Regions from separate parts of the Homo sapiens genome. Here region 2 is linked to region 1. Evidence: read pairs that join two places in POLR2A ChIA-PET (ENCODE). Cell type or tissue: HepG2. All regions are shown on one strand. Each heading gives the region's core, and the rest is flanking DNA. Links, peaks and the distances in the headings are about the cores only. Region 1 has its middle 16 kb from the start of SLC7A5. Region 2 has its middle 48 kb from the start of LINC02182.

The links. ChIA-PET counts read pairs that join two places held together with the same protein. Peaks named below come from ENCODE experiments on the same cell type or tissue, not always from the same donor. Only the 100,000 strongest peaks of a DNase experiment are listed, where the experiment ranks them.
Region 2: POLR2A ChIA-PET joins it to region 1 with 10 read pairs; 1 of 35 experiments calls an interaction of 5 or more read pairs at or near these places.

Annotation. Positions count from the first base shown.
Region 1 is chr16:87,883,426-87,887,817 of GRCh38, reverse strand. It overlaps a transcript of CA5A not described here. Among named protein-coding and RNA genes, the nearest start is that of SLC7A5, 16 kb to the right of the region's middle. In HepG2, for the core only: no CTCF peak of the experiment used is centred there; a DNase peak (open chromatin) is centred at 2,247.
Region 2 is chr16:88,240,262-88,244,653 of GRCh38, reverse strand. It overlaps a transcript of ZNF469 not described here. Among named protein-coding and RNA genes, the nearest start is that of LINC02182, 48 kb to the right of the region's middle. RefSeq lists enhancers at 1,818-2,318, 4,217-4,392. In HepG2, for the core only: a CTCF peak has its summit at 2,550; a DNase peak (open chromatin) is centred at 2,093.

The DNA.
Region 1 (4,392 bases), core at 175-4,174:
CAGAAGCCCGACACCAAGGTGTCCTCACGGCTGCTTCCTTCTGAGGCTCTAGGGCAGGATCTTTTTCCTTGCCTTTCCAGCTTCTGCCTCCTCCTTGTAAGAACTGGCGGGGTGCATTGCCTCATGCCTTTAATCCCAGCACTTTGGGAGGCCGAGGCGGGCGGATCACGAGGTCAGGAGATCGAGACCATCCTGGCCAACACGGTGAAACCCCATCTCTATAAAAAACACAAAAATTAGCTGGGTGTGGTGCTGCATGTCTGTAATCCCAGCTACTTGGGAGGCTGAGGCAGAAGAATTGCTTGAACCCGGGAGGCAGAGGTTGCAGTGAGCCAAGATCACACTATTGCACTCCAGCGTGGGCAACAAGAGCAAAACTCTGTCTCAAAGTAAAAAGGAATTCTTGTGAGGCCAGGCACCGTGGTTCACGCCTGTAATCCCAGCACTTTGGGAGGCCAAGGCAGGCAGATCACTTGAGGTCAGGAGTTTGAGACCAGCCTGGCCAACATGGTGAAACCCCGTCTCTACCAAAAATACAACCAAAAATAATCTGGCAGGATAAAACCAGAAAACATACACAATTTGATGTCAAGACCTACTTCAAAAGCTGTAGTAGGCCAGGTGCAGTGGCTCATGCCTGTAATCCCAGCACTTTGGGAGGCCGAGGCGGGAAGACCACCTGAGGTCAGAAGTTCGACACCAGCCTGACCAACATGGCGAAACCCCGTCTCTGCTAAAAATACAAAAATGAGCTAGGTGTGGTGGCTCATGCCTGTAATCCCAGCTACTCAGGAGACTGAGGCAGGAGAATCGCTTGAACCCGGGAGGCAGAGCTTGCAGTGAGCCGAGATCATGCCACTGCACTCCAGCCAGGGTGACAGAGCGAGACTCCATCTCAAAATAAATAAATAAATAAAAATAAAAAGCTATATTAATTAAGATAATGTGGTACCTGTCAGAGAAGGACAAATCAACCAATGAAAAAGAATAGCGTGTCTAGAAGGTTCCACACATTTGTGATCCCTGACTCATGCTGTAGGGAATGGATGGGCTCTTCTGTGAATAGTTTTGGATCATTTGGATATCTATTGATTGATCTATCTATTGATTGATCGATCAATTCATCAGTCGATCCATGGGGTCTCACTATGTTGCCCAGGTTGGTCCTGAACTCCTGGGCTCCAATAGTTCTCCTGCCTTGACCTCCCAAAGTGCTGGGATTACAGGCATTAGCCACCCCACCGAGCCAACGGGATATCCAAATGGGGAACCATGAATCTTTTTTCTCACCATACCTCACACCCCTACCTCACAGCACACACAAAAATTAATTCCTGACAGATTATAGATCTAAACAGGAAAGGTAAAACAATAAAGCTCCTAAAAAATAACAGGAGCTGGGCGCTGTGGCTCACGCCTGTAAACCCAGCACTTTCGGAGGCCAAGTTCCAGACTAGCCTGACCAACATGGAGAAACCCCATCTCTACTAAAAATACAAAATTAGCCGAGCTTGGTGGTGCATGCCTGTAATCCCAGCTACTCGGGAGGCTGAGGCAGGAGAATTGCTTGAACCCGTGAGGCGGAGGTTGTAGTGAGCCGAGATCGCGCCATTGCATTCCAGCCTGGGAAACAAGAGCGAAACTTTGTCTCAAAAAAAAAAAAAAAAAAAAAAACTTGATCCAGAACTCAATGTTGGGTCTGAGTGTGGCTTTTCTGTCTCTCTTTCATGATGTTGTCTCTCTCGGCAAGCTCATTCTTTTGGAGGAAAGAGAGCTACCACTCGTGCCAGGATGGTTTCCATTAATTCATGTAACATTTATTGAGTGCCAATTACGTGGCAGGCTCTATTCTAGACTCTGGGGACGGAGCCTAGACTGTTTAAGGTCTGAAGAGCCTTTGCCTCGGAGCTCACATTCTGATGGAAGGAGGTAGACCATGATGCATCCACACAGAAAGTCTGGAGTGGTAAGTCACAGGAAGAGGACATGGCTGGGTGGGGAGGTCTCTTCTACAGGGGCCATTTGGGCAGAGACCAAAGGAGGAGTGAACCACGTGGCTACCCAAGGGCAGAGAATTCCAGGCAGAGGCTGGAGGCAGGAGCGCCCTTCTGGTGTTCAAGGTGCAGCCCGAGGGTGAGGGCAGCCAAGTGCAGGGGTGAGGAGAGAGGCATGGGAGGCAAGGGTGGGTACTGGGGCCCCACAGGCTGGGTGGAGACTTTGGAGCTGCTGCTGGGTTCTGAGCAAAGGGCATTTTCAAGTGGAGAGGCTCAGTTCGGCTGTGCTGCCAAAGAGTTTTCCAAAGTGGTCATTCCTGTCCTTGCCAGCAGGTCATTGTGTGCTTTCTGGAGGGTGTGCCCAGGTGTCTCCTGTGGATTTAATTTGCACTTCCCTAATGATTCATGACGTGGAGCACTTTGTGCAGATTCATTGGCCGTCTGCATATCCTCTTTCACCAGATACCTGCTTGAGCCATTTGCCCATTTTTCTCTTGGGCTGTCTGTGGTTTTCTTATTGATTTTTAGGAGTTCTTTATATATTCCAATTATAAGGCCTTTGTCCATTTTACAAATCTCTTCTCCCACTCTGGGGCTGCCTTTCACCCTCTTTTTTTTGTTGTTGTTGTTGTTTTGTTTTGTTTTGTTTTGTTTTGTTTTTGAGATGGAGTCTTGCTTTGTCACCCAGGCTGGAGTGCAGTGGCGCAATCTTGGCTCACTGCAACCTTCACCTCCCGGGTTCAGGTGATTCTCCTGCCTCAGCCTCACAAGTAGCTGGGATTACAGGCATACACCACCGTGCCTGGCTAATTTTGTATTTTTAGTAGAGACGGGGTTTCTCCATGTTGGTCAGGCTGGTCTCGATCTCCCGACCTCAGGTGATCCGCCTGCCTCGTCCTCCCAAACTGCTGAGATTACTGGCATGAGTCACTGAGTCGGGTCTGGATCAAGCTTATAGCAATGGTTGCACCTGATCAGTTACACAAGCCAATAGGTGCCCTTTCATGTAAGCCAGTTTGGGTTTCTTTTTACCTATTACTTGCTTGGAAAAAATCCAAAATCAGTACAGTGTTTTTCTTTTCCTTTTTTTTAGATGGAGTGTAGCTCTGTTGCCCAGGCTAGAGTGCAATGTCACGATCTCAGCTCACTGCAACCTCTGCCTCCCGGGTTCAAACAATTCTCCTGCCTCAGCCTCCGGAGTAGCTGGGATTACAGGTGCCCGCCACCACGCCCAGCGAATTTTTTTTTTTTTTTTTGAGACAGAGTTTTGCTCTTGTCGCCTAGGCTGGAGTGCATTGATGCGATCTTGGTTCACCACAACCTCTGCCTCCCAGGTTCAAGTGATTCTCCTGCCTCAGCCTCCCAATTAGCTGAGATTACAGGCATGGGCCACCACGCCTGGCTAATTTTGTATTTTTACGAGAGACGGGGTTTCTCCATGTTGGTCAGGCTGGTCTCAAACTCTCAACCTCAGGTGATCTGCCCGCCTCAGCCTCCCAAAGTGCTGGGATTACAGACGCGAGCCACTGTGCCCAGTCTTTTTTTTTTTTTTTTTTTTTTTTGCATTTTTAGTAGAGATTCGGTTTCACCATGTTGGTCAGGCTGGTCTCGAACTCCTGACCTCAGGTGATCTGCCTACCTTGGCCCCCCAAAGTGCTGGGATTACAGGCATGAGCCACCGCGCCTGGCCCAGTATTTTTATTTTCATAGCATTAAAAAATATTCCCGCCAGAAGAGAGAAAGTTTTACAATAAACCTAATTACATTATCTTCCAACATTACCTTACAGTCAGATGAGCACAGAAAAATAAGCAGATGCTAATCTGTTTCCCAAGGTGATAAAGGCCATTTCATTCCGGGGAGATAAAGAATAAGTAGGTTAGGTCAGGCGCGGTGGCTCACGCCTGCAATCCCAGCACTTTGGGAGGCTGAGGTGGGCAGATCACCTGAGGTCAGGAGTTCGAGACCAGCCTGGGCAAAACGGTGAAGCCCCGTCTCTACTAAAAAAAAATGCAAAAAATTCGCTGGGCGTGGTGGCAGGCACCTGTAATCCCAGCTACTTGGGAGGCTGAGGCAGGAGAATTGCTTGAACCCAGGATGCAGACGTTGCAATGAGCCAAGATTGTGCCACTGCACTCCAGTCTGGGCAACAGAGCGAGACTCCGCCTCCAAAAAAAAAAAAATACGAAAAGTAGGCCGGGTGCGGTGGCTCACGCCTGTAATCCCAGCACTTTGGAAGGCTGAGGCAGGTAGATCATGAGGTCAGGAGATCAAGACCATCCTGGCTAACACGGTGAAACCCCGTCTCTACTAAAAATACAAAAAACTAGCCGGGTGTGCTGGTGTGTACCTGTAGTCCCAGCGACTCGGGAGACTGAGGCAGGGAGAATTGCTTGAA
Region 2 (4,392 bases), core at 134-4,133, 360 kb before region 1:
TTCATGCATCTACTAACCCATCCTTTCACTTATACATCCATCTGCCTAGACACCCACACATCCATCCATCCATCCATCCATGCATCCATCCACCCATCCAGCCATGCACCTGCCCATCCATCAATTCACTGATCCATCCATCCACGAATACATGCATCCACCCACTCATCAATGTATCCACCCACCCATCCTTCCACCCATCCATCCATCTATCCACCTATCCATCCATCCATCCATCCATCCATCCATCCATCCATCCACCCATGCATTCACCCATCCACCCATCCATCCATCCACCCATTCACCCATCCACTAACCCACTCATCCACCCATCCATCCAACCATCCACTCACCCATCCAGTCATTCATCCATCCATCCATTCACCCATCCATGTATGCATTCACCCTCCCAAACCCCCACCCACCCATCCATGCATGCATAAATGCATGTATCCACCCATCCATCCACCTACCCACCTATCTGTCCATCCACACATCCACCCATCCACCCATGCACCCATCCATCCATCCATCCATCCACCCACCCACCCATTCAGCCATCTACCTATCCATCCATCCATTCATCCATCCATGCACTCATCCATTCACCCATCCACCGATGATCCGTGCACTCACCCATACGTACATCCATCCATTCACTCATTGACTCATCCATCCATCCATCCATCCACACATACATTTATATATATATATATATATATATATATATATATATATATATGCATCCAGCCAGCCATCAGTTCACCTGTCCACTCATCCACCCATGCATCCAACCATCCATCCATGCACCCATCCATCCTTCCATCAATGCATCCACCTATTCATCTATTCACCCAATTCCTTTATCCATCCATCCTTGCATCCATCCATCTATTCATCCACCCTTCCATCCACCCATCTATCCACCCATCCACCCATTTATCCATCCATCCACCCATCTGTCCACCCATCTACCCATCCATCTACCCATCCACCCACCCATCCATCCAAACAGCACAGAGGAGGCATCTCCTCTGGACCACCTGCTAACGTACATGCAGGGACCATGGGGTTGAAGGAGATGCTCTACTCCCTCTGCTCGCCTGGGAACCCAAGTTCGCTTGTCCTTGAGAAATGCAGTCTTGGGGAGGTCCATCAGCAGATGACTACAGAGGAGGGGACAAGTGCCAAATGTGAACACAACTGATGGACGCTCTGTGCCTGGAGAATCTGAGGAAACTTCCAGAAGGGGTGGGTATATCTTACATCCCAACTGTGGCCAGAACCCTCTTGTAGACAGGGACTGGATCCTACTGGTATGACCATGGAAGAGCTCAGTGGTACAGGCATCCATGACTGAGCAGGCTTAGAGTGAGTGCTGTCAGGCTGTGAACGGATCTGTCAGCACTGGTGACCAATGGACCAACACTGACTATCTCAGGTGGGTGCCATTCTATGGTGGTCACATGAGGAGCTTATGAGCTGGCCACCAGCCAAGGACAATTCACTGTCTTCCAGCCTCGTGAGCCACTTGCTGAGCCCTGTCATGAGCAGTGATGATAAAGCAGCGGAAAGTGGGCCCAGGGGATGCAGAATACCCGGGCTGGCCAGCAGTGAGTTTGGAGACACTAGGCGGGTAGACATCCCCCACCGCATCAGTGTCTCCCTGTGGGGTTCGGTGAGCTGAGTCAAAGGCTTCTGTTCCTTTTGTTTTTGTTCATTCCATAAAGGATTTTCCTTGACTCATGGTTTCCCAGCTAGCTCCTTCCGAAGCCCTGGCAGGCAGGGGTGAATGCGTGCTCCAGGCTGCTGCTCCTTGGGTTTTCCCCTCCATGACAGGAATGTGTAAACACCCTGGGCTTTAGAGACAGTGCCAAGCCCCATGTGCCGGAGATGCCTCATGCTTTCAGGCAATGGCTAGCATCCTCGCTGTGGGAACCAGGCTGACCCTCAACCCGCTGCTGCCTAGGACCCTGCCTGGGAAAGGGGGCGGTGGTCAGGCTGGAGCTTCCTCCCATCTGCTCTGGGCTGAACTAGGTCCTCCCAAAGTGCACATGTAGAAGTCCTAACCCCCAGGGCCTAAGAATGTGACCGTATTTGGAGACAGGCTTAGAGAGGTGACTCAGGTAGCATGAGGTCATCTGGGTGGGCCCCAGTCCAATCTGCCTGGTGTCCTTCTAGGAGAAGATTAGGACATAGATGCACAGAGGGATGGCCAAGTGAGGTCACAAGGAGAAGGCGGCCTCGACAAGCCAGGGAGAGGCCTCAGAAGAGCCAGCCTTGCCGGCACCCTGACTCGGACTCTGGCCTCCAGAGCTGTGCAGAAATGCATTGTTGAAGAATTTTGAATGCATTTTGAATTTTGAAAATGCATTTAGAGAAGAAGCTGCAGACCAGGGTGAGACGGATGAGAAGCCGCTGATGAGAAGCCCTTGAACCTTAGGGCCCAGTGTGGGGCTCCAGGCTCCTCACCCTTGACCACTAGAGCCGGTTGCAGAGCGCTGGGCTCGAGTGCCTTTCCTGAAGGATGGCTTGGGCCACCTGCAGGTGGTGCTGTCTGCGACGTCCAGGGTTGGGGGACCCATGCCAGCCCCACCAAAGCCTCATGAGCTCCTTGCTCAGCCTTTAACAGTCTCGCCAAATTCCCTGGGTACGGCATGAACCCCCTTCCTCCCATCCTGTCTGCACAGCAGCGGGAAACAGCGCCTTCCAGCTGCAGGGTGCCCCCATCTCCCACACATTCCCAGAACTCCGGGAGGAGCCCTTGAGCCTCTCCTCTCCAGGCTGAGTCTCCACGGGGCCCTGAACTTGCTGGAGCAGGTCCCTCACCCTGAAGGGCAGGGGCAGCTGGGAGCACGTTGTTCCACCGGCCCCAAGCATGCTCCTTGTCATCTCATACCACCTCAGACATGGCATCCTTCTCCCCATGTTCCAGTGTGCATGGTGGAGAGGCCATGAAGCATCCCAGGGGTACAAGGTGATGACATCAGTGGTGTGATCGGGATGGGTGGGGACCGGATGTCAACACTCCCTGCCAGTGGGCTCTGCAAGCGCCTGCCAGGACCCTGAGCCTGTCATGAGTGCAAGGGAGGGACAACCACTGTGTCTGGTTCAGTGCTGGCTCCCCAGTTGTCGCCTGGGCCCTGGTGACACCTGAGCCCACCCCAGTGAGAGCACTGTCCCCAGAGCTCAGCCACCAACAGAGCTGCCACCAAGTCTGGGTTTATTCTCTTGAGCCTTACAGGTCCCCAACAAATAAACTTTTCATGTGACAATAGGGCTTTTTTTTTTTTTTTAGAGGGAGTCTCACCCTGCCGCCCAGGCTAGAGTGCAGTGGCGCGATCTTGGCTCACTGCAACCTCCACCTCCCGAGTTCAAGCAATTCTCCTGCCTCAACCTCCTAAGTAGCTGGGATTACAGGTGCGTGCCATGACACTTAGCTAATTTTAGTAGAGACAGGGTTTTGTCATGTTGCTCAGGCTGATCTCAAACTCCTGACCTCAAGTGATCTGCCTGCCTCAGCCTCCCAAGTCCTGGGATTACAGGCGTGAGCCACTGCGCCCGGCCTAACAATAGCACTTTTAACCCATGCTGCTCCGTGACCAAGCAGGGACAATGGCAGAGCCCTGCCAGGCAGCGTCTGACATGGTGTGGGCGGCCCTCCTGGCAGCCAGGGCCTGCAGGAAGATGGGGTTTCCGCCCAGCCCCTGGGGTGGGCCTCGGTGGCAGGTGGCTTGTGTGTCTCTTACCCCCACTGAGAGAGGGCTGGCGGTGCAGGCTGGGGCACACTGAGGGTCCCTGGCGTCAGCTGGGGAGGGGAAGTGGGCCGGGAAGGACTTTTCCATCACAAGGGGCTTTTCTTTTCAACCATCCTTCAAACCAACTCGCGGTTGCCCGTGGCTGCAGGTGACAGTGGTGATGTGCCTGTCTCCAAAATATCCCTAAGTTGCCTTCCACCTGGAGCGGTTAATTTCCCCTATTTTGAGGGCTCTGGGGTTGGCAGATACCCACTCTCCAGCCTTGCATCTTACACAGTGGCCTATCCCAGCTCCAGAGACGCTTCTCTCGCTCTCTGGTTGATGCATCTGCGTCTCTGTGGACCCCACGTTCTGCATATTAGTGCATTCCCTTTTCAATTCTTGCACCTGGTGGGCACAGTGTTGAGGCCAGGCGGTCAGCATGCCCGTGACCGATCCCATACAGAAAGGCCAGCCTCCCCACGCAGCCCTGGGCAACTGTCAGCTGCTAGCTGTGGCCTCTCTCCCACCATGCTCTTTCTCTGCCTCTCTCATTCCCTCCCTCCAAATCTCTCTCTCTTCCCCCATCACACGATTATTAGAGGAATGACTGGACTTCCTCCCACTCCTCCTTAAGTGACTCATTTCTGAAGGT